Linked DNA regions of Mus musculus: region 2 is linked to region 1. Evidence: chromatin contacts called from ENCODE POLR2A ChIA-PET data. All regions are on one chromosome and are shown on one strand. Each heading gives the region's core, a stretch centred on a gene start or an enhancer-like site at or near the end of the contact. The rest is flanking DNA. Distances are from core to core; before and after follow the strand shown.

Evidence for each region. ChIA-PET counts read pairs that join two places held with the same protein, here RNA polymerase II (POLR2A).
Region 2: POLR2A ChIA-PET joins it to region 1 with 36 read pairs in embryonic stem cell. The contact joins the promoter of 2810408I11Rik here to the promoter of Klf7 in region 1. POLR2A ChIA-PET finds 5 or more read pairs at or near these places in 4 of 5 experiments (Patski and embryonic stem cell).

What each region holds. Positions count from the first base shown.
Region 1 is chr1:64,119,360-64,122,942 of GRCm38, reverse strand. It overlaps Klf7 (Kruppel-like factor 7 (ubiquitous)), which reads left to right and starts at 1,554. Exons shown (of 4, transcript NM_033563.2): 1 at 1,554-2,043. The coding sequence starts at 1,942. Gm35880 (a long non-coding RNA gene) reads right to left here and starts at 1,376. Exons shown (of 3, transcript XR_373464.4): 1 at 1,272-1,376.
Region 2 is chr1:64,689,104-64,692,718 of GRCm38, reverse strand. 2810408I11Rik (RIKEN cDNA 2810408I11 gene) reads left to right here and starts at 2,060. Exons shown (of 2, transcript NR_038009.1): 1 at 2,060-2,255. It overlaps Ccnyl1 (cyclin Y-like 1), which reads right to left and starts at 1,374. Exons shown (of 10, transcript NM_001097644.1): 1 at 1,319-1,374. The coding sequence starts at 1,328.

The DNA of each region.
Region 1 (3,583 bases), core at 305-2,804:
AACAAGAATGTCAGGCACTAAAGGGCAAATAAACCGGCTTTTCTCCAATCTTAGTAATTAATTTCCTCTGGGGGAAATGGGTGATCTTTTGTTTTATGAAACAAATGTAATGTTCTTATCAATAGAAAGGAATGATATGGAGTCGATTAAATTGTATTTCTCCCATTGAAGGTATAAGGACGTTTCTCGTGTCTAAGTACTGAATTCTGTAGTTATTCTAAAGGAGTCCAGCTTTCGGTGTATTTTGGAGAAGGCACACGAGCCATTTAAGGTCAAGCAAACAAATGGGCAACTCTTAACCACGTGCATTGCACAGGTTTCCATTTCTGAGCTTGCAGAATCTTGAGATCTTTAGAGCCCTGCTCCATACCTGCTCCATGAAGTTACTGGATAAACCTCTTGTAAGGATCTGCTAGCTAACTGCTCCCCGCTCCAGCCTGCACCCTAATTCGACCCACGCTCCCCCTATTCTCTTTCATGCACACGCTTAGATGCTGGACACCAGACTCCTGGCCAGGTTTTAGGCTCAGTTCAGAGGAAAAGGAGGGCGGTAGGCGATCGGCGGCGCGCACGGAGGCGCGCGGGCCGGGGCGGGGACAGCGTGCAGCGTCGGGGGCGGGCGCAAGCTAGTCTCCGTGCAGCTCGCCTTTGTTCTCTGCCATTGTGAGGCACTTCCTCTCTGGCACTTCATTTCGGCACCCTGTGGGGAATTCGGAACTGGCTTTTGGGCTTTAGTCTGGGGTACGTGACGCTGTCCTGAGCCTGGGCTCTCCCTTGCTACCCTTCTTCCCCATGCTTGGCGGAAGGCCGAGTGCAAAGAGCTCCTTGCCCCCGACCGCTGCGCCGCCGCTCTACCGGCTGCTCCCGCAGGAGGCATCTTAACCCAGGACCGGGACCGCACCTCCCGATCGGCCACCGCGGCAACCCGTCCCCTCGGATCTGCACTGGGTACGGGCGCCGGCGGCTCGGGCGAGCCCTGCAGCGAGGGTCGGAGGCCAGCGCGCAGCCCGAACCCGGCCGCCTAGGCGTCCCAGGAGCCAGCGCAAGTGTCGCAGCAACACTCCCTGGCGCTCAAGCTCCCCGGCCGCCTGGCGGACTCCTCTACCCCTTTATATAGCCCTCTAAAAATAGCTTGCCTCGTACCGCCTTGTAAGGCAGCAGGGAGATCCGCAGCGCGCCAATCGGCGGCTGCCGTCGGGGCCAGGCCCCGCCCCATGGTCCTCTCCGAGTGCCGCATTGGTCCTCAGTGACTTCATGAGCCCCCTGTTTACCTTACATGGTCACACGCGGCCTAATGGACGCCCTCCTCCGAGATCCCACGGCTGCGCGCAAAACGGGGCGGAGGGAGGGAGTTTGGGGAGGGGGAAGAGCAGGAGGAGGAGACAAGGGGGGGGGACTACAAACTAGCGAGGATGGGGTGGGGGGTGGGGAGGGAAGGGAAGGGGTGGGGGGGGAGAGAAGCGATCGCGAGAAAAAAAATGCAACCTCCCAAAATAAAGAGCAAAGATTGCATTAGGAGCGAACAGCGCTGCAGATATAGATGGCAGCTTCGTGTCAGTGAGTTTGCGTTCCCCTTCCTGATCCACGCGCTGGAGTGATTAGAGCCCTGGAAGGGAATTGTTACTCCCGTGAAGTCCCCTTTTCCTGGCAGTCATCTGCACTGTACACGCTGGATCCCTCTCTCCGATCCACCCCACTCACTCGCTCCTCTCTCACCTCCTCTCTCACCTCCTCTCTCTCCCTCCTCTCTCACCTCCTCTCTCCCTCTCTCCTGCATTGATTTTTTTTCTCTCCTTTTTTTAGTTGACTGAAACAAAACAAAACAAAAGGGCCACTGGATGTCTGCCTTCTTGGGGGGTGAGCCAGACAGACTGACAAACAAACAGACCCAGCTGAGCTCGGGGGAGGGTTTCTCCTCCGGTTTTGCCCGGCAGCAGCAGCATGGACGTGTTGGCTAGTTATAGTATATTCCAGGAGCTACAACTTGTCCACGACACCGGCTACTTCTCAGCTTTGCCATCCCTGGAGGAGACCTGGCAGCAGGTGAATGATTTAAATTACTTGTGTAAATCGTGTGGCGGCGGCGGAGACGCAGGGGCTGCGTTTGGTGTGGGCTTTGAGTTGAAATTTTTTTAATTAATTTTTTCTTTTTATTTATTTATTTATTTTTTGGCTGTGTGTTGTTTAAAATGTTTTGTGAAACAATCATATGCGCTTACCTCTCCACCCACCCCTAGCCCCTTAGTGTGTTGAGCTGAGCCGGTCCTAGCTGCCTGCATTTCTGTCACCAACACACATCCTTGCGCACACGTTGTCGGCTCGCTGTCCCCTAGCAGAGAATTGCTGGCGAACTTCTCGGGTTTGGAGGAGCCGGGTGGGAAGGTGGTCGAGCAATGGTTGACAGGATACCACGTTCCTAGATGCAGGAGTTCTGACCTTAGTACTTAAATCAGCTTTATCCATTTCAACTGGTCCTGAAGACCGTCAAGGGGGGTGGGGGGAAGCACGGAGTGTTTTTCCCAGTAATTTACTGAGTGTCAATAAAGAATAGGAGCTTGATTTTTAGATACAAGGTGAGCTGTACGAAGAGAAGCCAGGTGACAAAAGATGCTTAAGGATATGTACAAGGAAGATGAGAAGATATGTCTCTCTTAGGCTGACAATGTATTGTATGGTTTCTCTAGCTAATGCCTCCAGAGAGAGCAGCCTGTACTGTGTCCTTGCTTTTTGTTTGTTTGTTTGGGGTGCCTCTCAGGTTAGCACCACCTTGGACAAAGGGTGGTGTGTGCTTCCTTGCTTCCCTACTTTGTCTTAGAGGACTAGTTAAGAAAACTCCTAGGATGCTAAAGGGTACCGGTGCCAAGTTCTCTTGGCATCTCCGGGAGGTTGAAGCCTGACTGGGGACAAGTTCACTGGGCTTTGTGAAGTGGAATAAAGAAAGTGCTGGTCAGTGGAAAGTGCTGGGTCTGCTACGGAAACAGTGGTTTTTCCAGCCGCGATTAGGAGGTGCTGAGGGGGACATTCTGCAGGAAAGATGGTGGTGGGTGGGGGCGGGGCGGCTGGGGATAGGGACACCACGGGTGTTTAAAAACTCTACAGTGTGCACCGTGGAAAGTCCAGGAAGACAGTCTGGATTTGCACGTTCAGAGTGTGAATTTGTACAGTCCATCCTGGAGAGAGAGAGAGAGAGAGAGAGAGAGAGAGAGAGAGAGAGAGAGAGAGAGAGAGAGAGAGAGAGAGAGAGAGAGAGAAACCTTGCCCTTGGGGAGGGCCCTGGGATCCTTGGTGTGTGGCTGCTCATGTAACTTCTCTGCTCAGTGACAGCAGCTTGTTAAGGCTAATGAACGGCTGAGTTTCCTTTGCCAGGATCCAAAGCAGGGTTTGCCAGCTTGAGGCTGGGATGTAACAGTTGCTGCTTTAGGAAGAGATGCTAAGCTCACGGTATAGGGAGCCAGTGGTAAAGCGCTCAATCTTAAGACTGTGCCATTGTTACTAGTTGTTGCCTGGCTGGTAGCTGCGGGAGTTTTCCTCCAGGTATTCGCTGCCCGTGTCTGTGTGTCTGTGTAGCGCATGGATTCCAGTT
Region 2 (3,615 bases), core at 811-3,310, 570 kb before region 1:
ACACACACTCCACTGTTTAAAGATACAATTACCTTTACATTCTTTTACAACATTTGACTATTACAAAAAGTTACAAAAGTGTATCGATCATGGGCCTTAAGTTATTCTAAAGGAACTCATTTGTAGTGAAGCCAACAAGCCAATGTAGCTTAAACATCTCATGATACGTTGTCTTATAGATCTGTAGCCTTCATTCAATAACCACACTGCTATCTAGAATTACTTTTTACCCAATTCACAGATTTTCAAAAATTTTATAATTATAAAACACCAAGTATTTCCTCTTCTCCCTCCTACCTACCCAGCCAGCTCACCCTGCAATGGATCAGTTTTCGAGCTTCAACTTTCTTAGCACCAAGTAAGAACCTCCAGGCTGAAGGTGTGCAGGGAAATGGAGCCATAGAAACAAATATTACAGGCACCCGCAGGGGGCTGTCTTCTTAAATCCCAAACCTTTACATTACTAATTTAAAGCTAAATTTAAGCTTTTGGCTCCATTTAAACGCCCAATGAACAATCTCTCCCCACCCTGCTTCCTTTGGAAGAGGTAAAATAAATGAAATTTGTTAAATGGCGATGTATTTACCAAAATGATAATTTTAAAGCAAGCAGAACTACTCCTTGTTAGGGAGGGGAAGCAGTACTTTTCTGAAGCCTGGAAAGAAACTAACATCTTTCACAGAAGTCTCCTCTTTCTGTGTTCCAACTATAACTGAAAGTAATAAAGCAACCTTTATTATTGAGGCTACTTTCAAAATCCTACTTAATACCATACACATTTTGGTGGCAATCTCTACTTGAACGTAAATAAGAAATCTTTAACCATGCTGAATCTAGATTGCTCTAGTATCAGTTACTCAACTCGTTCAGAGCAAGAGGAACATTATGCTCTTACCTTACGTACCATCTGCCTAAGTAAGGACAGAGAGATGGGATGGCTATTCTGAGGTTAGGGGTACCTGGGAGTTTTATTAAGAAAAGGGGCAATTATAGTCTCTTGAAGTCTTAAGTTCCACTGGACGGTACACAGCAGTACAAAGAGGAAGCGGTGCCGGGTACAGGGTCCCGGGTCAGAATGAGAGAATGGGAAGAGTGAAGAACTGGGCGTAGGGGTGGGAGAGAAACTGGCCAGACGTGGCCGAGAAAGAATAAGGGGTGGGAACACGAGCCACAGCCCTCATTCCCGGTGTCCAGGCCTGCGCCAGGAATAATCCCGGCAGGAAGGAACCCGAGGCGGCGGCCGCCTCCCAGCGGGACCCAGGGAGTCGGTGGAGGCCAGAGGTGCGCCACGGCCCGGACGCGCCCGCTGCCTCCTCACCTTCGGGCATCTCTCGGTCACTGATGTGCTGCAGGTGGTGGCCCTCGCCGGCTCCGAAATCCAACTCGGCGGGCTCCACGGCCGCAGCGGGCGCCGGCGCTACCGCCACCGCGTCCCCGGCCGCCGCCTCGTAGACCTCGGACTCGTAGTCGGGCTCTGCCGGCCCCGCGCGCCGGCCCAGCTTGGGGCTGGCATTGGGGGACACGCAACAGGTCAGCGTGTTCCCCATGGGGAGCGTCCGCTCCGCTCGGCCGACGCCTGCGCCTCCGCTCGCCCCGGACTCCGCGCCCGCCCCCTCCCCCAACAATGGCGCGGTCGGCGCCGGCAGCCCCGGGCAGAGCGGGGCTGCGCCCGCCCGCACTCGCCGCCGCGCCCGCTGCGCGCCCGCCCGCCCCGCCGCCCAGCCCGGGGCAGGGCTCCGGCCTCGGCCGCACCCCCGCCGGCTCGCCGCCGCCGCCTCCCCACAGCGGACTAGTCTGCGAGGGCGGCGACCAGCCCGGCTTATTTAAAAGGGGTGGGGACCCGACAAGCGCTGGGAGACGCAGCCACTGCGGGCCGAGAGCGCGGCCGGAGCTCCTCCTCCTTCCGTCGCCGCCTCCGAACTGAAGGCCGCTAGCCGGCTCCTGCCAACCGGAACGCGCTCCGCGGTCACCTGGTGACGGGTAGCCAATCAGACCCGGACTTCCCTCCACGCACCCGCCTACGGCCCAGGCACGTGACTCACAAAGCCCCGCCCCGTCCCTTAAGCTGAGCCGCGCGAATTCTGGTTTCCATTCATCTCGAGCTGCGCCGAGTCCGGCTCCTACTGGGGAGCTGCGGCAGTTTGTTACTCGAGGCCGCCCTTCAAGGCGGGCCCCGAAGGTCCGGCCTGGTGAAGAGTTGGTTTTGTCAGCAGTTTGGTCTCTCCATGTTTGACAGCTTCCCTTTGCTCACCCAAGTAAGTTGCACTGGACTTAGCCGGTTGTATATGGCTAAATGCTCTTCTCCTGTCTTCCCAGTGTTACGTTCTCGCTTGCAACTTGGCCATAGCAACCCCGGGGCTCGCTCCTTACTCTCAATAAAGAGTCGTGACTGTGTCTTGCATGAAACCCGAGGACACGTCACTCTTCAATTTCCTCGTACGTCAAATAAGGACCAAACTCTCGGTTCAGAAAAGCTGGGAGCCAGCAACTCCGGTTTCGCTTGTTTTCTGCCATCACAAGACAGGAGTTTCCAGACTTTGTTTCTTTAACTAGCAATGCAGAGAACAGTTTTCTCCCACAAAATAGAGAACCACACTGTGGGGTGCCCACAGTCCTAAGTGATGGGGATGGTAGAGAGCAATTGACCTTTAGCATGCACCAAGTATTGCCAACCATGCCAACCGAGCTCCCTTAGCGCTAAGTCTAAAGAGCAGTCCAATGTTCGATCTCCCAGATTTTACTGATCGGTGGCAGGGTAGGGGGAGCATGCAGAAACTGAGTAACTTTCTCAAGGTTACATGACAAGGTTACTGCTCGTGTAGGGGCCAGAATAGTCTGGATTCCAGGTTTATCTCCGAGTACCTGTGAAAGGAAGTCACGGTTAGGGAAAATGACAGAGACTGTTGGTGCTTGGTAGTGTTCATTTTAAGGAAGAGCAATCTTTTCACTTGGGGATTTTAAATATCTTCCCTAATTGAATCTTCTCGTTCATTTCTGTTCCTGAAGTCCAGCAGTCCAGGCTCCCAGTAAATTTAGGCAAATGAGAAGCAAAGATTTGGAGAATCTAGCTGTACGAGTTCACACTGCTGCTCTTGGAGTACAAACACAAATATCTGACCCCAAAGTCAATGAGGTCAAGAGTTTAGTTGTTTTCTTTTAATGTATATATTTATTGTATTTGTATGAGTACACTGTGGCTGTCTTCAGACACATCAGAAGAGGCATTGGCTCCCATCACAGATGGTTGTAAGCCATTATGTGGTGGCTGGGAATTGAACTCAGGACCTCTGGAAGAGCAGTCAGTGCTCTTAACCGCTGAGCCATCTCTCCAGACCAAGAGTTTAGATTTTATACTGGAAATAAGTGTTGAACATGAAGTTCAGAAGTCATTGTCATGTGTATTTAAGACTATGTTATTCTGGACAGTAAGAAGGAAGGGAAGAAAGGTCTAGTTAAGGAAGCCTAGTCTTTTCCTAGGAAAGAAAGACAACTCCAACAAAGGGCACTGGTGACTAAGTGGACAAAGAACTTATTTCCTAAGTGAAATAGGAAGTACTTACCTATTGGATATGGAGGGAGAACAGAAGTAGAAGGCAAAAAAAAAAAAAAAAAAAA